3 separate regions of the Homo sapiens genome follow, and all the other regions are linked to region 3. A link is a loop called in an ENCODE intact Hi-C map of the cell type or tissue named here. Cell type or tissue: PC-9. All regions are shown on one strand.

The links. A loop is a pair of places that touch in the nucleus more often than their neighbours do. Peaks named below come from ENCODE experiments on the same cell type or tissue, not always from the same donor. Only the 100,000 strongest peaks of a DNase experiment are listed, where the experiment ranks them.
Region 1: a loop joins it to region 3, with 9 times the contacts of the local background. A loop is called at or near these places in 12 of 110 quality-filtered maps.
Region 2: it touches region 3 in a loop (6-fold over the local background); 105 of 110 quality-filtered maps call a loop at or near these places.

Annotation. Positions count from the first base shown.
Region 1 is chr6:117,826,601-117,834,600 of GRCh38, reverse strand. No RefSeq gene overlaps it. Among named protein-coding and RNA genes, the nearest start is that of SLC35F1, 77 kb to the left of the region's middle. In PC-9, CTCF peaks have their summits at 4,342 and 4,546; no DNase peak of the experiment used is centred here; H3K4me3 peaks cover 301 bases.
Region 2 is chr6:117,547,108-117,555,107 of GRCh38, reverse strand. DCBLD1 (discoidin, CUB and LCCL domain containing 1) reads right to left here. Exons shown (of 15, transcript NM_001366458.2): 15 at 5,311-7,201. The coding sequence ends at 6,669. Among named protein-coding and RNA genes, the nearest start is that of GOPC, 51 kb to the left of the region's middle. RefSeq lists enhancers at 6,818-6,867, 6,878-6,937, 7,488-7,577. In PC-9, no CTCF peak of the experiment used is centred here; DNase peaks (open chromatin) are centred at 4,827 and 6,137; H3K4me3 peaks cover 338 bases; H3K27ac peaks cover 2,123 bases.
Region 3 is chr6:117,445,604-117,453,603 of GRCh38, reverse strand. No RefSeq gene overlaps it. Among named protein-coding and RNA genes, the nearest start is that of ROS1, 24 kb to the right of the region's middle. In PC-9, CTCF peaks have their summits at 3,358 and 3,559 (motif pointing left); DNase peaks (open chromatin) are centred at 3,563 and 4,693; H3K4me3 peaks cover 728 bases; H3K27ac peaks cover 1,222 bases.

The sequences.
Region 1 (8,000 bases), 380 kb before region 3:
GGTATTTTGATAAGGATTGCATTGAATCTGTACATTACTTTGGGTGGTATTGACATTTTAACAATATTAATTCTTGGAATCCATGAGCATAAAATATCTTTCCAATTTTGTGTCTTCTTCAGTTTTTTTCACGAGAGTTTTATAGTTTTTCTTGTAGCGATCTTTCACTTCTTTGTTTAAATTTATTTCTAAGTATCTTATATTTTTTAGCTTTATGAAAGGGATTGCTTACTTGATTGTTTACTCTTGGCATATATAAATGATACTAATTTTTGTATGTTGATTTTTCTACCTTGTGATTTCACTAACATCATGAATCAGTTTTTATACTTTTCTAGCAGAATCTTTAGGTCTAAATATAAGATCATGTCATCTGGGAACAGGGATAATTTGACTTTTTCCTTTCCAACATGGATGTCCTTTATTTCTTTATATTATCTGATTGCTCTGGCTAGGACAACTAGTATTATGTAGAGTGAAAGTGGTAAAAGTACACATTCTTGTTTTGTTTCAGGTATTAGAGAAAAGGTTTTTAATTTTTCTTCATTCACTATAATGTTACTTATAGTTTTGTCATATGTGGCCTTTCTTGTTTTGAGGTATGTTTCTTCTTTTCTGAAAAAAATGTTTTTTTCAGCATCCCTTTATGATAATGCTCAGCAAAATGAGTAAAGAAGGAAGCATTTATCCAATGTTCTTTCAGCATCTATTGAAATGATCATATGGTTTTTGTTCTTGGTTCTGTTAATGTGGTGTATTATATACATTGATTTGCCTATGTACAACCATCCTTGCACTCCTGAAATGATTTGACTTGATTATGGTGAATAATTTTTTAATGTGTTGTTGAATTCTGTTTGCTAGTATTAATATTTTGTTGAGGATGTCTATGTCTATGTTCATTAGGAATATTGGCCTCTAGTCTTCTTTTGTTCTTGTGTCCTTACAGGTGAACAGTGGCATCATAGAATGAGTCAGGGATGAGTTAGGTATAATTCCTTCCTCTTCAATATTTTAATTTTTTTTAATTTGAGTAGAATTGAGACAGCTTCTTCTTTAAATGTTTGGTAGAATTCAGGAGTGAAGCCATCAGATCTTGAGCTTTCTTTCTTCAATGGGGAACTTATATGGCTTTGATCTCATTACTAGTTATTGATAGGCTCAGGCTTTCTATTTCTTCAAGATTCAATCTTGGTAAGTTGTATGTGTCCAGAAATTTATCCATTTCTTCTAGGATTCCCAATTTGTTGGTGTATAGTCTTCCATAGTAGTCTCTAATAATTCATTGTATTTCTGTGGTATCAGCTGTTATGTCTCATTTTATGTTTCTGATTTTATTTATTTGGGTTTTTTCTTAGTCTAGATAAAGGTTTGTCAATGTTGTTTATCTTTTCAAAAAACCAAATTTTTGTTTTGTTAATCTTGCAGATTTTTTTTAGTCTCAACTACATTTATTTCTGTTCTGACCTTTATTCTTTCTTTCCTTCTACTAAATGTAGCTTTTGTAGCTTTGGTTTGTTTTTGTTTTTCTAGTTTTTTGAGGTGCATCATTAGCTTGTTAATTTGAAATCTTTTTACTTTTTAGTTGTTGTTGTTTTTTTTTTTTTTTAGACACTGCCTTACTTTGTCACCCAGGCTGGAGTTCAAGTGGCATGATCACAGCTCACTGCAGCCTTGATCTCCCAAGCTCAAGTGATCCTCCAACCTTAGCCTACCAAGTAGTTGGTGCCACCATGCCCAGCTATTTTTTTTATTTTTGGTAGAGACAGGGTTCTCCCTATGTTGTCCAGGCTGGTCTCAAATTCCTGGACTCAAGTGATGCTCCCACTTCAGCCTGCCAAAGTGCTGAGATTACAGGTGCAAGCCACTGCACCCAGCCTACTTTTTCGATAAGGATGTATTGCTATAAACTCCCATTTCAGCATTGTTTTTGATGTATACCATAGATTTTGATATGTTGTATTTCTATTTTTATTTGTTTCAAGACATTTTTAAATCGTGTTCTTACTTTCTTCATTGACCAATTGATTGTTCAGGAGCATGTTGTTTAATTTCCATACATTTGCCTAGTTTCCAAGGTTCTTATTGTTATTGATTTTCAGTTTTATTCCATTGTGGCCAGAAATAATACTTGATATGATTTCAACTTTTTTGAATTTTTTGAGACTTGTTTTCTAACCTAGGGTCTATTCTGGAGAATGTTCCATGTGCTGATGAGAAAAATGTGTATTCTTCAGTAGTGGGGTTGAATGTTCTGTAAGTGTCAGTTGGGCCCATTTGGTTTAGTGTGTAGTTTAACTTCAATGTTTCTTGATTTTTCTCTCTGGATGATCTGTTACTGAGATGGAGCATTGAAGTCTTTTACTAATATTGAACCACAATTTACCTCTCCCTTTAGATCTACTAATGTTTGCTTTATATACATGGGTATATTTATATTATATTGTTTAAATTTTAAATTTTATATTATAAATATAAAATTTATTTAATATAAATATAAATATTTAATATTTAATAAATATAAAATATTATAAATATAATATAAATAGTTTAAATTTTAAATTTTAAACAATATAGATCCTGTTGTTATGTTCTCTTGCTGACCCCTTTATCATTGTACAGTGACCTTCTTTGTCTCTTTTTACAGTCTTTGACTTGTACTCTATTTTATCTAAGTATAGCTACTCCTAATCTTTTCAGTTTCCATTTACATGGAATATCTTTTTCCATCTCTTCACTCTTAGTGTACCTGTCTTTATGAGTGAAGTGAGTTTCTTGTGGGCAGCATATGGTTAGGTCTTGATTATTTATCCATTTAGCCAATCTATGTCTTTTCATTGAATAATTTAGTCCATTTATATTTAACGTTGTTATTAATAGGTAAGACTTACTACTGATATTTTGTTACCTGTTTTGTGGTTGTTTTGTATCTTCTCTCTTCTTCCTTTTTTACTGTCTTCCTTTGTGCTTAAGTGATTTTCTGGTAGCATGTTTCAATTCATTTTTTTTATTTTTAGTGTATTTATTATAGGTTTTTGCTCTGTGTTACTGTGAGCCTTACAAAAAATCTTCTACATATCACTAATTATTTTAAACAGATGACAACTTATCTTTCATCACAAAGAAAATAATTAAGCAAATGAATATGGAAAAAACTTTTAAGACTCTTCACTTTAACTCCATACTCCAACCCCCATATTTTGACTTTTTGTTGTCTCAATTCATGTATTTTTATGTTGTGTAATTCTTAGCAAGTTTCTGTAGCTATTTTTTGGATATATTTGTCTTTTATTCTTCATACCTCAGTCACAAGTAGATTGCACACCACAATTACCATTAGAGTATTCTGAGTTTGTCTGTGCACTTACCTTTACCAATGAGTTTTATATCTTTAAATGTTTTCCTTTTGTGCATTAGTTTTTTTGTTTTTTTTTTTCTTTCAGATTGAATTCCCTTCAGCATTTCTTAGAAAATGGGTCTGGTGGTGATGAATTCCCTCAGCTTTTGTTTCTCTGGGAGACTTTCTGTTTCCTTCATGTTTAAAAAAAAAGCTTTGCTGGATACAGAATTCTTGATTGGCAGTTTTTTTCTTTCGGTACTGTGAATATGTCATCCCACTTTTTCCTGGTCTATGATTTTCGCTGAAAAATCTGTTGCCAGATGAATTGAAACTCGTTTATATGTTATTTGCTTCTTTTCTCTTGCTGCTTTAGAAACTTTTCTTTGTCCTTAACCCCTGAGAGTTTGATTATTATATGCCATGGGGTAGTTTTATTTGGCACTTAATCTGTTTGGTGATCTCTGACCTTCCTGTACCTGGATATTTCTATCTTTCTCGAGTTTTGGAAATTTTTCTGTTATTATTTCCTTGAATTAGCTTTCTACCCCATGCTTCTGCTCAGCTCTCTCTTGAACACCAATAATTCTTAGATTTCCTCTTTTTAGGTAATTGTCTATATCTTGTAGGTGTTCTTAATTTGTTTGCATTATTTTTTCTTTTTTCTTCTCTGACTCTGTATTTTCTAATAACCTGTCTTTGAGCTCACCAGTTTTCTCTGCTTGATCCATTCTGCTGTTTAGAGCCTCTAATGAATTTTGCATTTAAGCAATTATATTTCTCAGTTCCAGGATTTCTGTTTGATTTTTTATTACAATCTCTTTGTTAAATTTATTTGAAAAATTTCTGAGATGATTTTCTGGATGGTATTGGAGATAAGTGAGTTTTTTTTAAACTGCCATTTTGAATTGTGACCAGAGAGCCCACCCATCACCATCTAGTTAGGTTTAGTTACTGGCTCTTTACTTTGTCCATTTGGGGAGATGATGGTTTTCCACCTGCTATTTTTCTCATGTATGTATGTCTATGTCTTTGCATGAAAGGATTATTTATTCCAGTCTTCTCTGTCTTGTTTGTTTTGATTTGTATTGGGTATGTTTGCCTAGAGATTTCTGTGTAATATACCTGTTGAATACATTTTTTTCTTTTTTTTTTTTTTTTTTTTTTTTTTGCTTGGTCACTGCCTCAGTTTCAGCACTAGATGGTGCATTACACCCAGATTTGCCCCAGCTCCAGCGTAGCAAACTTTGCAGCACTGCCTATCCCAGATGGAGACGATCCCCACCGCCCCCCTGGCCGCGACCCGCCGAAAAAAAAATCCTGGCAGTGTGGGAAAGCTGGCTAGTGATTTTTGCCCAAGGGACCCATGGAATGTGTCTCCTACTGTGTGGTGCTGCTGAAGAGCCACTCTTATTTGGCATTTTCTTTGGCTGAGATACAGAGTGGAGTTTTCCACTCTGGGATGCTAGCCCCACCTCCTCCCTTTGTCTCTGACTGTCCTCAGGAATTATTTTCCCTTGAGGTACTCATCACGCTTCCCATGGCTTGAGACAAATATAGGTCTCCTGTCAGGGAACCCAAAATGGTGAAAAAGCTGGTTGTCCACCTTAATCTCACTCTTTCCAGTATAATCATGTGTTAGGGTTAAATTTTCTGTATGCTTTGTGCCTGAGAGATTGGGGGAAGGGCATTGCAGACATAAAAATCCAATTCTGTTATCATCTATGCTAAGTTTTAAAACTTCTCTGTGGCTCTGGGAACTGTCTCATCTTCATATTTAGGTTCTGGGATATTGCTGGTGATCACCATGGTGCTGTACATTTATTTTTGTTTTTCTGTGGTGGGAGAATCAAGGCAGCTTGCTTCCAGTTGACCATTTTTGTCCAGAGTGATATTTCAATACATGTATACAATATGTAATGATCAAATCTGGGTTATTAGCATATTCATCACCTCAAACACTTATCATTTCTTTGTGTTGAGAACATTCAAAATCATCTCTTCTAGCTATTTGAAAATATACAATAGATATTATTAAGCATAGTGAAAGGTTGGTTTTAAAAAGACATTTTGGAGTGTGATAAATGTACTAGAAGTGAAAGAGGAATAGCTATGGCATATATTTTCAAGGCCATGGCTCACCCACTATGGTGTAGAATTCACATGGCAGTATGTAATCAAATATATTCTTGAGTAAGTATCCAAAGTTAATAAAAGAAGATGTGCCAATAGTTACAACTATAATTTAAACTATGCACCAATAGTTTAAACTGAATTTCACTATTCTTGAGTCCTTATTCCAAAATCAAATCCTAAATTCATGTGAGCGTAGCTGTATTTTTAAGGATGTCAAATGAAATTTATAGATCAACTTTGGATGTTTTACCGGCATACACTGTGTACGCACACACACATACAAACCCATTTGCTAGAAATTGAAATAATTTTCCCCCAACTCATGTGTCCTTTTAGAAACTGCTTATATATGCTTCTCAGAAAGTCAGTCATCACAGTCCATGCAAAGTGAACAGTGGAGCAAATTATTGTCTATAGGTAAGTAACTGAAACTGTGATAGACACCTGGCCTCAGATGAGAAAATTGTATAGTTCTATCTTCCAGAAACTTATCATTGAGACACAGCAACTCTACACTCTTAAACTGAGGACCTGAAGGAAGTGTAGAGCAGCCATCACAGCAGTATCATCACAGCAGTATGGTGTCAAATGTCAACTTCAGAGAGACTGGAGAATGGCGCAAACAAGAAGAGGTTTCTGTGTTTTTCTCTATCGTAAACAGTTATGAGAGAGGGAAACACAGACAGAGAGAGAGGCTGCTCAGTTTCCGATGTCTTTCCTAACTTTAGACCTTCATAAACCTAAATCAACTAACCAACTTTGCATCTGGGCTGACATATTGTCTTCCTGCATGTTACAATACCCTATGATCAACTGTACAAGCTACTATCTAAGGTTAATCTCTCTACTTGTAAACTGGATCACATAATCTATCTCCTAATGAAGGAAATTTTCCCATTTTCCTTAATTTCTCCTTCAACATAATTTTTTCCTCAAAACCAATTTACTCTCCCAGTATCAAAGCAGTACCTAGAAAAGAGTAGGTGCTAAATAAACATTTATTAAAAGGAACTCACCCCAGGGGAAAAAAGCACTATCATTATGGATCAGAGCTTCAGGGAAACAGATCGGCAATACTGCAACAAGAGAAAGGAGTAGGGAGTATAACTGTGTGTTGTGTGTAACTATACCACTGGAGGAATACTTGGAACAGTAACACACCTGAGACACAGGCCCACTGAAAGACCAAGAGTTAATCATGATATTATAGAATGCTATCTCTCTTCCACATCTCATTGCAACACCAACAGGGCTCCAGTATAATAACAATGGATTACAGTGGGAAGAGATTCAAGACATAGATTCTCTCTGAGGGAGGGTACTTAGAAAATCTCAAGTCAAGAACGAGATAAAAATGAGATGAGTAGAGCAATTTTAAGACTCTGACACCTATTGCAACAGCAAACATTAACACAATCCAACTTCTAGCCCCATTAATTTAAATTCCCACCCCAGAGGCCTATTTTCCTTGGTTCCTATTACTTTATACATAATGTCTTGGTCCCTATTACTTTATACATATACTTTTAGTAGTAGTCTAAGGAGATATGAGGATGAAATGTAATGTGGTATCCTGGATCAGATTCTGGAAAATGAAAAAGATATTAGGGGAAAAACTAAAAAATTTCAAAAAAGTATCTACTTTAATTATAATATATCAATATTGGTTCATTAATTGTGACAAATGTACTATACTAATATATGATATTAATAACAAAGGAAACGATATGAAGTATATGAGAATTTTGTACTATCTTTGCAATTTTTCTCTAAATACAACTATTTTAAAATGAGAAATTTGTTTGGAAAATCGTAACAGAGCTGAATATCATTGTAGGTAATTATCATCACCAGGATATTTTAGAATGCATTTTCTCAAGACCAAACTCTTTTCTGCTACCTTCTTTCTCTAACACTTCTCCCTTCTAATTGATAGTGAGCAGAATTGACCCTAATGGCATTCCCATAAGTATACAAAAAATTATTTTTGCGTCTAAGTACCTCCAAAATAGCTTTTCCCTATAGTTCATTTTGGAACCTTGAAAACAATTAATTCTTTTCCCATAACTCCTCATTTTTATCCCAGATGTAAAATCTTGAAATTTTCTATCCTTTTGCCTACCATCATTCCCACCTAGCTGGCCTTTCATGTCCCTATTTCTTCACCTCTGAATTTTATCTCCACCTATTCCATTGTGCCCTTTGAATCTCCAAATCCTCTGTATATAAATTCTCCGCCTTTCAGCGTTTTTCTCACCTCCTTCATCATGAATTCTTCTCTAATGGCTCCAGTGGGTCTATATTAAGAACTTTTCGTCTGTGCTTCCAAATTTATTTCCTAAGTCTACTCTAGAGCTCATTACCCTTTTATAATTCGGTTTCCTGTTCATCTACCTGCATTCCCAGGACTAGGACCTAGAAAAAGCCTTACTAAATGTTAAATAAGTGACTGAATGAACACCAGAACAACATAGTAGTAAGTGTAATTAATACAGCAAAAATTGTCATATATATTGTTTAGAGGAAG
Region 2 (8,000 bases), 100 kb before region 3:
ATTGTCAAAGTGCTCTCCCCACAAATTACCAAAATACATGATTTCACAGGGCAATGCTACTAAACGTTCAAACAACAGCTAATTCTAATGCCTAGCAAGAGAACCAAAAAAGGGAAGAAAAATTCTAAATTGTTTCTGTCAAGCTAATAATATCTGATCAAGATTGCCACAAAGAAAGAAAAGCCCTGATTCACAAAAGATTTTTTTTTTTTTTTTGCAACTGAGTCTCGCTCTGTTGCCAGGCTGGAGTGCAGTGACTCGATCTCGGCTCACTGCAACCTCCGCCTCCCAGGTTCAAGCGATTCTCCTGCCTCAGCCTGCCGAGTAGCTGGGACTACAGGCACAAGCCACCACTCCCGGCCAATTTTTATATTTTTAGTAGAGACAGGGTTTCACCATGTTGGCCAGGACAGTCTCGATCTCTTGACCTCATGATCCGCCCGCCTCAGCCTCCCAAAGTGCTGGGATTACAGGCATGAGCCACTGCACCTGGCCCACAAATGAATATTAATGTAAAAATCCTAAGTAAAATCCTATCCATGCAAATTTAATACAGTAATGGATTCATATCTATAACCAGATGTTTAACATTGGGACATCTAATTATGTAATTAATCATCTGACTGGCTCTAGGGAGGAGTCCTATGGAGGAAAATCATATTTTCCATAGATGCTGAAAAGACTTTGCTCAAAATTAAGCACATTCCTTGTGAGGGGGAAAAAAAGGAATAAATAGATGCTTTCTTAACATAATAAAGTTTACCTCAACATAATAAATCTATCTCTGCCTAAAAGCCAGCATCATGCTAAGGTGGGAGCTACTAGAAGTATTTAATATGGTACTGGAAGTATTGCCAATAGAATTAAATGTACACATAAATATTGGAAAGGAGATAGCACTAGCACTATTTGCAAACGTGATCAAATTCCAGAAAAACCTAAGAGAATCAACTAAAAGCTACTAGGAATAATAAGGACATTTAGTAAAGGAGCAGCATACAAATTAGTCACAGAAATCGAACAGGAAGGCTGCATATAATAGCTAACACCACGTGGCACTTATCATGGGTCAGACACTGTTGTAAGGGTTTTATGTACATTAATCCTTGTAATCTTCACCACAACCCTATAAGGTATATACCATTATTATCTCCATTTAGAAATAAGGAAATGGAGTCATAGAAAGTAAGTCCTTCTTGGTCACAACTAAGGCAGAATTTGAGCCCAGGGAGTCTAAGCCCCAGAATCCATGCTTTTTACCACTAGGCCATACTAGTTCTTGATACATAAAAGAGGAGGTGGGGACAATTTACAATGGCAGCAACAACAAAAAAAACACCTAAGTACAAATTAAACAAAAAATGTGCAGTACTTATGTGAGCACCCTTTAAAATCCCCTGAAAGGATGCAAAAGGGGCTTGAACAAATGGAAAGGGATACTACGTTTTGTGTACCTATATAACTGACTAAAAACTACATTAGAAAAAGAATGAATGGAAATAAGGCAGACAAAAATTCCAAGAAGAGATCACTGTTCGAAGAAAGACAATAGGTAATTAGAAGGGCTTAGTATATTAAGGGAGAATTCTTTATACTTGGGAGAGATTTGAGGAAGTTTAAAGGCTGAGGGGGAGACCTCCAATGAAAGGAAGAAGAAGATAAAGGAAAAAGGGATAATAGGAGCAAAGAGATAAGGGGAAGGCAGTGGGATTTAAGATCACAGATGAAGGTTTCTAACACTTTTTCCATTGACACAGGAAGGAAGGAGGAAAGGAATGAAGTGGATACAGGTTTTGTGAGAAGAGGAATCAGCAGGAAGTTAGTTCTGATTTTAACGACTTTTATTTTTAGGTGAAGGAAGTGGCAAGATCAGAGTAAGGGAGAGTGTGAAAAGTGGCACTGCTTTGGAATAATTGCTAAGGGGTACGGAAAAAGGGATCAAAGATAAATAAAAGCGTTGAGGAGTGATGGGCCCCCAGTAAACTGGAAACCGAGCTTTTGTAACAGCCACAGTGTGAATAGTTCTGCAATGTTCCCCTGCTGCTGTGATGAAGATGGAGAGATGGTATTCTCAAGGGGAATTATGTTGTTGGGGTCTCATGGTTCGGGGCTCCTGGAAAGAAAATGGAGTGAAAATGCTGAGACAAACCAGTTCGATGATGGATAGGGAAGGAAATGCAACCCAAAAGGATTAACAACTAGAGGAAAATGATGGGATCTAGGGGTTTGGTATCTAAATGAGATCAGTGACTAAGTAGGTGGAAAGCTGAAGAACTCAGGGGGTTTTGAGCTGATAGAGAATTGCTGGAGATTAGGTTTACAGTGCTGGGGTTCTTGCTGATGACAAGAATGTGGACATGTGTGGGAGTGGTTTAAATGGAAAGCAGGTTACTAGAGTGGAAGTCAAGAAACCATAAAAATGACCATGTTGGGCACTTCATTCTCTAGCATGATTACAAAGGAGGAATGAAGAAGACCTAGAATTAGGTGAATGTCCTCAATGAATGGAAAAAAGTGGCCTGGAAGATATTAGGTGTCACAGCAAAAAGAAAAAGGTGGTAGAGCTAGGTGAGAAAAAAAGGGAGAGCTTTGAATGGTGGTGAAAAAGTAAAAAAGGATGTGGAAGTAGTCTGTTGGGAGGAGGGTGTGTGCCACAGTTAAGTGCATTTGTTGGGAGGACAGGCAGCCTCCTCTTGAAAAATAAAAAGGACTCTAAGGCAAATGGTGTTGGATGACTTCAGATTGGGCAGAGAGAAAATGAGCTAATATTGATCGATCATCTAATGTATACAAAACACTATAATATAGTCTGCACAACAGCCCTTTTATAATAATTTCCATTCTGGGAATAAAGAAGTAGATTTAGAAAGCACCAGTAATATGCCTGTAATCACATAGTTACAAAGATTAAATCTCCAGTTAAACCCAAGTTCTGTATGGTTCTAAACCTGTGCTATTTTCTCTTTTTAAAAAACAACAACAACAACAAAAACATGGTCTTGCTCTGTTGCCCAGGCTGGAGTGCCGTGGCGTGATCTTGGCTTACTGCAACCTCCACCGTCTGGGCTCAAGTGATCCTCCCGCCTCCCCAGTAACTAGGACTACAGGCTTGCACCACTACAACTGGCTAATTTAATTTTTTTTTTGTAGAGAGGAGGTCTCACTACATTGCCCAGGTTGGCCCCAAACTTCTGGGCTCAAGCTATCAACCTGCCTCAGACTCTTAAAGTGCTGGGATGTGTGATACACCGTGCCTGGCCTGATATTTTAATAAATATGCTTTCTTGTACCTGTTGGGGAGGCATCATTCCAGCAAGACGGCGGACTAAATAAGAAGAAAACCTGTCTATTATGAATTCCTAGGAATGTCAGACCAAATAAATCAGAATTCTTCACAAGGCCTAGCTAATGTCTTAAGAAATAAAGGGAAGCCGGGCGCGGTGGCTCACGCCTGTAATCCCAGCACTTTGGGAGGCCGAGGATGGCGGATCACGAGGTCAGGAGATCCAGACGATCCTGGCTAACACGGTGAAACCCCGTCTCTACTAAAAATACAAAAAATTAGCTGGGCCTCGTGGTGGGCGCCTGTAGTCCTAGCTACTCGGGAGGCTGAGGCAGCAGAATGGCATGAACCTGGGAGGCGGAGTTTGCAGTGAGCTGAGACAGTGCCACTGCAGTCCAGCCTGGGTGACAGAGCCAGACTCTGTCTAAAAATAAATAAATAAATAAATAAATAAATAAATGGAAATACTCAGGTATCAGAATCAAAGATAGGATGAGAAGCTCTAATGAGCATCCAATAGGATTTCCAGGAGAAAATAAAGAAAACAACCAAAAAAAAGGGCTGATCATTTTCATAGTTGATAAATGCTAAGATTCAAGAGGCACAAGTCCTGAGCAATGTGAACAGAAACAAATTCATAGCTCAATACATAGTAGTAAAATTGCAGAATACCAAAGACAAAATAAAAACCTTTAAAGCCCCTAGGGGAATTTATCCCAGAACAAGGAGAGGCTGGGAGCAAGATCAGTGGGAGACAGGGGATCTGTAGTGGGATGTGAACACAGCAGTGTGGGTGGGTGTGCAATGTGGCATGGGGTGACTGCATGGGCTGTGTTTTGGGCAGGAAATACTTGCAGGTTGGGGTGTTTGTATTCACCCTAGCTTCTCATTGGAGGGATTCAACTGCTCTCAGATCTGGGGGAGAGACTAGGCATTCTCTTTCAACTCAAGAAAGTACAGGGTAAACACTGCTCTCAGAACCTCAATAACTATTTGGTACGTGCATGAATGCAAGATAAGCATTTTAGGAATAGTGAGGTCAACCCGGTGGCCACACTTGGACTGCTGTGACTGGTCAGAGTGGGGAAAGGTCTCATAGCTATTCATGGTATATACAGTTGTGCCTACAAATGTGATTTCATGTTAAGAATCCAAAGCAGTATAAAATAAACACAAAACAATCTCTCACATCCTTTCTATTTTCTAGGCTGACTGTAAACGTTAATGAACATTTAAATAACAATAATAAAACCCAGAGCAAAGCTTCAGGAGCCTGTGTAAGTGTAGTCTTGCTTGTCATAGCAAATGTGTTTCAACCGCAAATTTAAGAAGTGGCAGAATACAATCTTTGCCTCCCAGTAGGATTTGATAACATAAGTCAGACAATTAGAATTGTCTCATTCACGCCTTATCATATATGCTGATATTGCAAAACACCAAAAAAGAAAGATGTAAAATTTTTCTGCCCTTATCCTCTAGTTTAGGTTTAGCTGTGTAGGGTTTATCAGACCTTTCCACTCACCCAACCTGTTCTACAGAGTCTACCCTGAGGAAGTGATGATCCAAAAAAAAAAGTCCTGTTCTCCCACTGGTCATGATTAGATCACTAGTGCCGCAGAAGAACTGTGATAGATGAAGACAGCTCTATTGTAAAGAAGGGCTGTAGATCTAGGCCTATGCTTATGGTCTAATATTCCAATATTAAAATTCTGTAAACAGCCCACTGAAGGCTTACATTAGAAAAAAGGACCTACTATAGACAACACTTTGATAAATGTTCCAACTAATTTTTATCAGTAAGTTTTGGAGGAAGAAAGCACGACAACACCATTTTCAAACATGAGGAAACCGAGTCTCATCATTATAGAAGCAGCCAGACTTCTCTTCTGTGGTAGATTGGGGTCTGGCCTAATCTGGCACCAAGCTCTTTCTCTTTCCACTGTGGCACCTGCCTTTTTACAGAAGCTGAACCTTGAGTGCCTCTAACACCCCAGCGAGCAGGGCTGACTAGTGAGAGTCAGGGGCAGTTTGGTTTGGCATAGTTTATTACAATTAGTGTGCGCATAAAACCATGTAAACTCTACAAAGTAAACCATTTCCCCTCCACACTAACCAGCAGCTAGTCTGCCATGACCTTCCAGCACCCCCATTATTTTAACATATATACATTTCACAGGATGTAATAACCACACAAATAGGGTTATAATACATTCTTCAGGGAAAAAAATTTTTGGTCCATATTTTCTATTAAAAAAACACACACACTTCCCTCTTTGGCAAAAGAGGTTAAATCTCCCATAGTTAACTCACAAAAGAAACTCAAATAAAAACTACTGAGCATGAGGTACAGCTGATGTCTGGACTGTTCTGGAATTACAGACGCCTCCTTGAGGGGAAAATCATTTCTTATAAAATGAGATCAGTTTCCAACAGTTTCATGTCAGTAGAAAAGCTCGATTTAGACTTGGTCAGAATCACTTTTGCATGAACATGTTCCAAATAACTTTGTTTTTCAGAGGACAGCGGAAGTCACGAAAATGTGCTACTTCTGAAGAAAGTCATGAAAATTGTGGCGTCTGACCTCAGCAATATTTTTAATCTGAGGTACGAAAACATCTGACACAGCCATTCACACTGTAATTCCTGTGCCACCTTCATGGTCACCGGAGCTGGGCCGACCTCTTCGCATCCCCCTCTGAAGTGGAGACTAAGGAAACGGGCAGCTGCTGAGGTGTTGTTTCTTTGCTTGTTTTTAAATCTACAGTCATAATTGCTAAATAAACAACCACCCTGGTGTGCTTTTCATGCTTCAAGTAATTCATTTCTTCCAGGAGAAGAATGTTAAAAATGCTTTCAGTTCTAGTTATCAAAGGAGAGGAAATGACTCAATAACAACAAGACTAGGTTTAAGCAGACCTGCTGCTAACACAGTATCAGATAATATACTGAAAAAAATGAACATACTATTTATATACATTTTGCAACAGCTGCATTTTCCCACTTAACCTCTGTGCAGAACTAAAATCTGATAGAGCAAACTTAAGTTACTTTTATTATTGTTAAATACAACTCTGTACACATTACACCTTTAACACCAAAGCAGCTCAATATCAGTCAGAGGAATGAAAACGCCATCTGAAAATTTTCATTTTTCTAGCCCAACAAAACCCAACAGACGCACCCTAAGGGTCAGCACGAAACCAGCTGCACAATTTTGTAAACAGTATGACAGGTTGTCTCTAGGATCCTACTGGATCACACACACACATGCAAGTGTACACACACACCGATACACACGCACACTCTGGACCAGCAGGCTCCCTTCTTCCAGTGCCTTGTGACAGCCCGACGCTCAGTACCACAGCAGGCTTCTTTCACATTGTGTTCACAAAAGGGCAGTCATGGCCGTCTGGTTGAGGGGTGTGAGGCAGTCTCTGGGGGCAGAATAGCTGTCACTCGTCCCGGGATGCGTTGGGGGCTTCTGAGAGTCAGGGTGCCCGCTTTCGGTGGCGAGGGCGCTGACAGCTTTGGGCCGGTCGTAGCCCCTGTCCGCAGGCTGTGCGCTGTGTGGCCTTTGATAGTCTCCGTCCTGGGCGCCCACACCCGCTACGGGGGAGAAGCCGCCCGAGGAGAGGGAGTGTTTGTGGCCGGGCTGGGGCCCTGGGACGCGGTAGCCGCTCTGCGCAGAGAACGTGTGGGCGCGCAGCACGTGCCGCTCCACGATGGGCGTGGCGTACTCGGGCTCCGGGGGCGCCAGGGGCAGCGCGTACTCGTGGCGGCCGGCCCGCTGCGGGCAGTCATAGTGGCCGCCGGCATCGGTGCTCACCCCTGCCTCCTCGGCATCCGTGTCCATGGGCCGGAAGGTGGAGCCCTTCCTCGTGACTGTCCCGGTGCCAATCATGAGGGGCTGCTGGTAATCTGAAACCACAAGACAGATGGCAGCTAGCGGGCACCACACACGGGCCGGCCTGTCAGTGGCAGACGGGGATACTCTGCTTCAGGTCGTGGTGACTGACTTTCCCCCCGGGTGCCCTCAGGTGTCCCAGGCACTGCGGAAAACCCTGATGTGAAAGCCACAGAAGCCACCCGCAGGCAGTACACAACCGCACCGCCTGCTCAGGAAGCTTCGCAGGGTCTTCTCAGAGATGGGGGCGACGACGACGTCCTGGGGCATGGGGACATACTTCAGGGAGGAAGTGGCTCTGAAACTGGCTCTGGAGAAGCTATGGAGGTGGAAGTCACACAGTGTGGAAATGGAGAAAAAAACAGCCTCGAAAATAGAGTTGATATGGCCAGAGTATGAGGGACACAGAGTAGTTTGTTTAATAGGATATGAGGACCAAAGCAACAGGTCAGGGCCTAGTGGTGACAGTGAGGATGATGCCAGGAGCTCCCATTTATAGAGCTCCTACTCTTTGCCAGGCGCTATTCCAATAGCAAGATGTTAATAATCTTCAAAAAAATCCCGAGGTAGGAACTGTTACTCCATTTTACAAATGGGAAACCAAGGCAGAGAGAGACTAACTTTTCCTAGGTCACACAATGGGGCGATGGAGTAGGATTCGAACGCACATCCTGAGTATATGCTGTTAGCCACGCGTTAGAGCATGGAAAAGCATTGATTGTCTTGCTAGGAAGTCTGGTTTAATTCTATGGGAAACGAAAGACTGGCACTTTCAGAGGTAACTGTGGAGGTTGACCCAAGAGGAAAAGATCA
Region 3 (8,000 bases):
CTTAGTTTTAACTAATGCGTGCAACAGACTTGAGTGTCATCCTCTATATAACTAAATCACCTTAGTGTTAGGCTCAAGGAGGGGGCTGGGGTGGGTGAGGCACAGACACTTGCTGCCAGAGCATGTGTAACCAGCAGTCCTTTGTTCACCATACCTGCTTCAATCATTGTTAGGAAACCTAACAATGTCTATTACAGGTAAGACAGGTGATGGTGGGAGGGATATTTGGACCACAATGTGCTGATTCCCATCTTCACTTCAAACTGCTCAGAAAGCCGTGATTCAATTTCATAATTTCTCTCATTGCTGGGTGTGGTGGCTCATGCCTATAATTCCAGCATTTTGGGAGGCCGGGGTGGGAGGATTGCTTGAGCTCGGGAGTTCAAGGGCAGCCTGGGCAACATAGTGAGACCCTGTCTCTACAACAAATAAAAAAAGTAGCCGGGTGTGGTGGCATACACCTGTAGTCTCAGCTACCTGGGAGGCTGAGGCTGGAGGATTGCTTGAGCCCATGAGGTCAAGGCTGAAGTGAGCCATGATTATACCATCCCACTCCAGTCTGGGTGACAGATTGAGACTCTGTCTCAGATAATAATAATTATTATTATAATTATAAATTATCTCAGTACTTTGTATCACACACTACACTTAAAACTATCAAATACCTCTATAATGTTAGTTTTGGACAACATTTTTGCAAAACTTTAAAACTGTATCTTCCGCCGGGCACAGGTGGTTCATGCCTGCAATCTCAGCACTTTGGGAGGTCAAGGCAGGAGGATTGCTTAAGCTCAGAAGTTCAAGACCAGCCTGGGCAACATGGCAAAACCCTGTCTCTACAGAAAAAAAAAAAAAAGCACCAAAAATCAGCCAGGTGTGGTAGCACGCACCTGTAGTCCCAGCTACTCAGGAGGCTGAGACAGAAGGATCACTTGAGCCTGGGAGGTGGAGGTTGCAGTGAGCTGAGATGGCATCACTTCTCTCCAGCCTGGGTGACAGAGTGAGACTGTCTCAAAAAAAAAAAAAAGTATCTTCATTGCCTTAAAAATTACAAAGGTAATAGATATATGGAAATTCCAAACAACATAAAAATGAGTAAAGCAGAAAAAGCCTTGAAATGAGGCAAGTTTAGGAAAGGATAAGAGTCAGAGATATCTATAATAAAAAACCACTGATGACACTTTGATGGAGGTCAAGTGTTCTGTCTCAGTAGTCCTAGGGCAGGGGCCACAGCTGTCCAGCTTTCTAACTTGCATTAGGACTCATGTCACTGCCTTACTGCTTCTTGGGTTAGCTATATAGGTATTTCCCATACAAGCCTCTGTCCTCCCTTGTGTAAAGAGCCCCAGGACAGCAGGATGGTTCAGTGGAAAAAGGTCAAGGTAAGTATCAGGCCCAGGTTCAAACCTTGCTCTGCACTGAGTAGGTCACTGAGCTTTCCAGTTTGTTTCTTCATTTGCACCTGTGGATAAAAACCACAAGGATTAGACAGCTAGCTTTGGTAGTAAGGAGTTCAGTAAGTGGAAGCTATTATGATTACCACCCTCAGGTAGTTCTAGTTTGAACTTCAGGACCTCAAAAATAGTAACTCAGATTTTCAGACGTCAGCATAGGCAGCTCCAGGGGAAGTTCCTATGGACAAACCTTAATGAGCTCAGAAAGCTGGTTTTGCATGCCGGAGCAACCAACAACAGACAAGTTGCCTTCATGGGCCTTTGAAATCTGTTACAAAGTTGAGCAACCATCCCAAAAAGAAACATTGAAGATTTAGTTTTCAAAAGCATCGTTCATCTCAGAAGAGTGCTTGTATCGCCTATTCTACCAAACAGGATGTTGTTATGTAAACTTCAGGATCTATTGAGAAACTCTCCAAGTGGGAAGTCCCTGGCCTCGTGGGAAAAGAGAGTAATTGTATTAACTAATTAGCAAAGGATCACTTCACACATATCAGGCAATACTATTTAGAGAAAGGATTATTTAACTCAGACTAATACGGGAGTTTTCACACTCCTAGGTATATATTTTATGCCTCAAAGATCCTCTGCAGCAAAAGTATTGCAGTCCTGGAGGGCACTTGTTAATATTAAAAACAAATGAAAACAACTCAGATCAATCTAATTGTTATTATCCAGTAGTTTTGTTTAGAAGAGTCACAGAAGTAGGCATTTAGATTGTCAAAACAAAAGTTCATAGAACAGGGTAGATAATTTAAACATGTGCTATCTTAGTCTCTCCTAGATTAGATTTTCATTGCCTACATGTTTGCCTACATGTTTGCATATCAGCAATGCCATCATAAATGTCTGAATCAACGTGGCTGAAAGAAACACCACTAAGATTGAACTGAAGACTCCTAGAAGAAAACAGATAACAGCAGAAATAGCCCTGAGAGATCAAATTGCTTTTTATTCCATGGACATCATGATTTGACACAGAAAGGTTAGAAAATACAAATATATATCACTGAGTTCAAATTTAGTTTGTGTTTATCTTTCTTTTGCTAAATTATCTTTGCTCAGCTGTTGAGCCTATAGTGCCTCATTATTAACAGAAGGTGAAAGCTGGCCTGGGGTGCCAGTTACAAACCATAACAGAGAAGCTGTTTTTCTCAGATATTTCAGTGTTGTTTTTTAATCATGTAAGTGGCTGGTGCATACATTTTCCCTTACCTTTAATCACATGAACAAACTAAAATAACTTCTAAATTCCAAGTCTGTTGCTGTTTGCTAGAAAAGGTATACATTTCCCCAGGAGGGAAAAAGGAGTCTAGAAGAAAGGAAAAAAGAATCTAGAAGAAAAAAATATGCAAAATAAATGTCAGGCTTGCAAACACTGGGTTTATGCTAATGGAGCCAATGCACATTAAAGGTCATTGTTTTCGTGTCCATTTCCCTGAGGGTAGATATCTGCTAAGGATGCTGTCAGAGTGGGTCCAGCATTTGATGAGAGGTTGTGCTACGATCATACTTCCTCACTTTAAGGACTTTCACACACTCATGTGTTGGGATTGACCGGAAACCATATACAAGTAATTTATTTCTAAAAATCAAGGATTGAAGCCAGGGAGTAGTTAATTTAAAAATAAAGATTTGAGATTACCCTTATAATGCCCCTTAAAGTCACTCATGTGAATTTCAATATTCTTTCTTAAGTGAAGGGAAAGAGGTGAAGTTGCATTCTATTAAATGTCACAGGCATATATAGCACTAGAAAACATGACCTGTGTTTTTTTTTTTGTTTTTTTTTGGTGAGAAAATGTCTGAAAATACTGAGTTGTGTGATTTCTAAGGTTTCTATGATTCTATAATTCTGTCAAAAGCATTTTTAAAAACAAGCTCCGAAAAAGGCATCCAATTTGTATTTCTTGTCTTTACCCTGTGGTTCAGATATATCAATAGTTAGCCATAAGTGGCTGTTTATCAATATAAAATAAAGCAACTGGTTTCACAAGTAGTTGGTTGGTCTTACCCATTTTCCCATAAAATCGCATAGTTCAAATAAAAGATGAAGTTTGGTTAATTTAGCTTTTACTTCAATTCCGAGTTTGTAGAGTGTTACACCGCCACCCTGTGGACATAAGTTTTTCAGCTTCTAGCAAGGCTTTTTTTCATTTTTTTTTTCTTTCTTTGAGACAGGGTCTTGCTTCCGTCACCCAGGCTGGAGTGAAGTGGTGCCATCTCTGCTTAGTGCAAACTCTGCCTTCTGGGCTCAAGTGATCCTGTCATCTCAGCCTCCCAAGAAGCTGGGGCTACAGGCCCGTGCCACAACCCCAGCTAATTTTTGTATTTTTTGTAGAGATGGGGGTTTTGCCGTGTTGGCTGGACTGGTCTGAAATTCTTGGGCTCAAGCGATCCACCCACCCCAGCCTCCCAAATGTTGGAATTACAGGTGTGAGGCACTGTGCCCGGTCCCAACAAGGCCTTTGAATATGTAACTAGTATTCCACTTAAAAAATATGCAAGGCAAATAGCCTCATCGATTGTAACTCTAAAATGAGTATATATGAAAATGTTAGGCATTGTTCACTAAAAATTAAAAATAATTGTTTCCTGTTAAATGAAAGTATGGAAAATGATGGTTACTGCATAAGTCAGTTTCTTTAAATATAACCATACCTTTACCAGAAACCAAAAAACATCCCAGGAAATAGACTTTCTAGAATTGTCTTCTGAGCTAAATTCCAGTCTAGGATGATCAACTGTTCCATTTTTCCTGGGACAAAGTTTTCCCAGGACTTTAAGGCTAAAAATGGGAAAGTTGTTGGTAAACTGGGCAGAGTTTCTACATATGACACACATATGGCTCTTTTGCCCAGGGATTTTAGCCTTTTTTGCTTCTAGCAATTTGTTACAGACTTATGGGAGCTCACAGTAACCCTTAGGGTAAAAGGAAAGTCTGATGAATTAAAAGTGAATGGATCTAATGTTATTAGCAATATTATTTATTATAGTCAAAAAGTGAGAACAATCCAAATGTTTGTCAACTGCTAAGTGGGTGAAGAAAATGTGGCATATTCATATAATAGAGTATTATTCAGAAATAAAATGGAATGAAGTACTGACACACGCTACAACCTGGATAAACCCTGAAGACATTGTGCTAAGTAAAGAAGCCAGACACAAAAGACCACATATTGTATGATTCATTTATATGAAATGTCCAGAGTTGGCAGTAAAGACAAAGTAGATTAGTGGTTACCAGGGACTGTCGGGAGGGGGAATGAGGAGCGGCTGTTAATGGGTCGGGGTTTCTTTTTTTTTGGGTGATGAAAATGCTCTGGAATTCGATAGCAGTGCTGGTTGCACAACTGTAAATATACTAAAAGCCTCTGAATAGCACGCTTTAAATAGGTGAACTGTATGGTATATGAATTATATCACAATAAAGCTGTTTAAAAATAAAGTAAATAGATCCTTGGTGTCATGTTTTCATTGCAGCAGACTGTCAGCAAAAGGGATGATGAGTAGAAAGGCAGTATATGAAAAACTAGTTTATTCCTCAACATTTCCATGATTAATTACTTTCAGGTCTATAGACTATAGAATCAATTAACTTGGAAATGATTTAAGAGAGTAAGGAAGCCATGAATTTCAGATGCAATGTTTGGCTATATAGAGATTTGGAGATGTAGTGTCAGACACATCTGGGTTTTACCTCTGGCTCAATCAATCAAGCGTCAGTTTCCTCGTCTGTAAAACAGATTTCATAATTGTGCTCACTGAATTGAGCATTAAGGATTAAAGGAGTGGGGATCTTGAGCGATCTGGTTGGCCTTCCAAGGCAGGATTACTGTGACTGTTGTGCGTGCACACTCTCCTTTTCCTATTATTGCTGTTGTTTCCTGTTTTTGCCAGGTACAGACCAAGTGCTGAGTCTGGGTGAAGGAGAGAAAGCTTCTCCTCTCAGGCGATGCTGGCTCTTTGTCCCTTGGAGAGTGGCTCTGGTCTGGCTATGTTGATAAATTCCACAGAGCTGCTATTCATCAGAAATTCAAATCAGCAGATTGTTACTGGGAGAGCTTTCTACCCTAATCTCCCTGGAAAGGCAGGGTTTCAGGCGTCCTGGATCGCAAGCAGCTCCTGAGGTGGGATGAGGGACAGGATGTGATGTTTTCAAGAACCTTCTTTCTGAAGGACTTGCTCCTTTCTTCTTAGACCACTTGTTCTTCCTTCATCTTTGTTTTCTTCCAGTTAGCCGTTAGGCATCATTTTATTTCATGATGCACAGCACCTCTCTTGTCCTATATTTAAAGCAGGCATTCTCTAGTGCTCCAAAGCATGGGCATTTAGCAAAGGCTTTAAGTTTGAGCAGCAAGCCATTTCAGTTGCTTTCTTTTAGATCATTCCTATTTTTCTCTGTATCATCAAATCATCTCTTCTTATTTAAATTTTTTATTTTTATTTTTTTGATACATGGTCTCCCTCTGTCACCCAGACTGGAGTCCAGTGGTGCGATCATGGCTCACTGCAGTCTCAACCTCTTGGACTCAAACGTTCCTCCCACCTAAGCTTCCCAAGTAGCTAGGACTACAAGCATGCACCCACCATGACAGACTAGTTTTTTAAATATTCTGTTCAGATGAGGTTTTGCCATGTTGGCCAGGCTGGCTTTGAACTACTGGGCTCAAGTGATCCTGCTGCCTTAGCCTTCCAAAGTGCTGAGATTACAGGCGTGAGCCACCATGCCTGGAAAATCATCTCTTCTTTACCTTCCTTGGGCTTCATAAGCCAGGATGCCAGTGCCTCTAAGGTGCTGGTTATCACAGTACTGGCACATAGGATGTGCCTGTTGAATGCTTGCTTGAGGTGGGCAAACTGTTTAATTTATAATAATCAGCCTTTGGGGTGAAGACAGAATTCTGTGCAGTATTTTTCAAGTCCCACATCACTGCCTTTTTCTGTTCTTCTGGATGTTTTCCTCCCTCAGTATTCCCCTCATCCAGAGTCTCTGAGGGGGTGACTTTGTGGGAGGAATAAAATGGAATGTTTTTAAAGTGACTTAGCATGGCTTAACTATGATACCTCAAAATTGGCATCACCGTACCACTCATTTTTTGTTGCACTTGAACCAAAAGAGTTATACGAAGTTACAAATGTTAGGGGAGTTTGGGCCAAGCATTTCTGGAGAGGAGTTTCTGTGTGGGAGAACAGTCATAGTCTTAAATGGCTGAATCAATTTCAGGAGGAGAGAAGCAAGAAGGGCTTCTGGCCACTACTGTCTAGCCTAACGCTCAGGGAGGGAAGGGGGTGGCAGTGCAAAATTTGGAAATATTCCTTGTTCCTCCTTCCACAGGTCAGAAGGAAGTCATGCAGAACTCACCTGCAAGGGATCCAGAGAGCTCGACAGGCGGCTGAATTTAATTTCACAGAAGAATGAAGAAAACTCAGGAGAATAGAAAATTAACCTAAGATCAAAGGAGGTGAGGGAAATTGCCAAACTTGTATTTCTAGTAGGGACCATTTTTGGAATTTGTTGTTGTGTTTAACTTTGAGAAATATCTATGAAACCCAATGAAATACATTTAAAAAGTTAGCAGAACTTAAGGAGTTTCTTTTAAAAGTAAAAATTTACATTAGTAGCTGATTATACACACACACACACACACACACACACCACCTAAAACCACAATGTATGGTTTATTAATGTATTTATTTGATAAATATGTATTGAATGGTTATTGAATTGGATCATATAAAATTAACTTTTTTTTTTTTTTTTGAGACAGGGTCTCTCACTCTGCCACCCAGGCTGGAGTACAGTGGGATGATCACAGCTCACTGTAGCCTTGATTTCCTGGGCTCAAGTAATCCTCCTGTTTCAGCCTCCCAAGTAGCTATGACCACAGGCATGCACCACCATGCCTTGCTAATGTTTTCTGTTTTTTCTAGAGACAGGGTCTTGCTATGTTGCCCAAGCTGGTCTCGAATTCCTCAGCTTAAGTTATCCACCTGCCTCTGCCTCCAAAAGTGCTGGGATTACAGGCATGAGCCATTGCACACAGCCTAAAACTGACTTTTTTTAAGGTCAAGATGTTGGTCTATCGGCCATTTCACATGGTTGAACCTATCAGCCAAAATTGTTGTTCAAGGAATCAGCAGTGAAACCTTCTCTAATCTCAGGGGATTTACAATCTAGGGTGAAATAAATCCTTTAAATAAATAATCAAAAAGTTATATAAGACAATAAAATAATTATAAGTGTGGCAACTGTAGGCAAAAAGAGCATGCAAGGAGCCCTGAGACCATACAATGAAGAAACAACTTAGTCTTTGGGGTTGGAAAAGGTGCCCCTGGGGAAATGATGTGAGGGATGGGTGGGATGAATCTGCTGGGGAGGGGGGTGGGCTTTCCAGGCAGTGGAGATTTATGGGAAAGGCTCACGGGGGGAGGGAAGGACCAGAAGGAGTCTGGCTGGTTGGAGGGTGATGTAAGAGAAGAAGGTCAGAGAGGGAGAGGGTGACCAGGTGGGCTGAGGAAGTCCTTGTACACCACATCAACTTT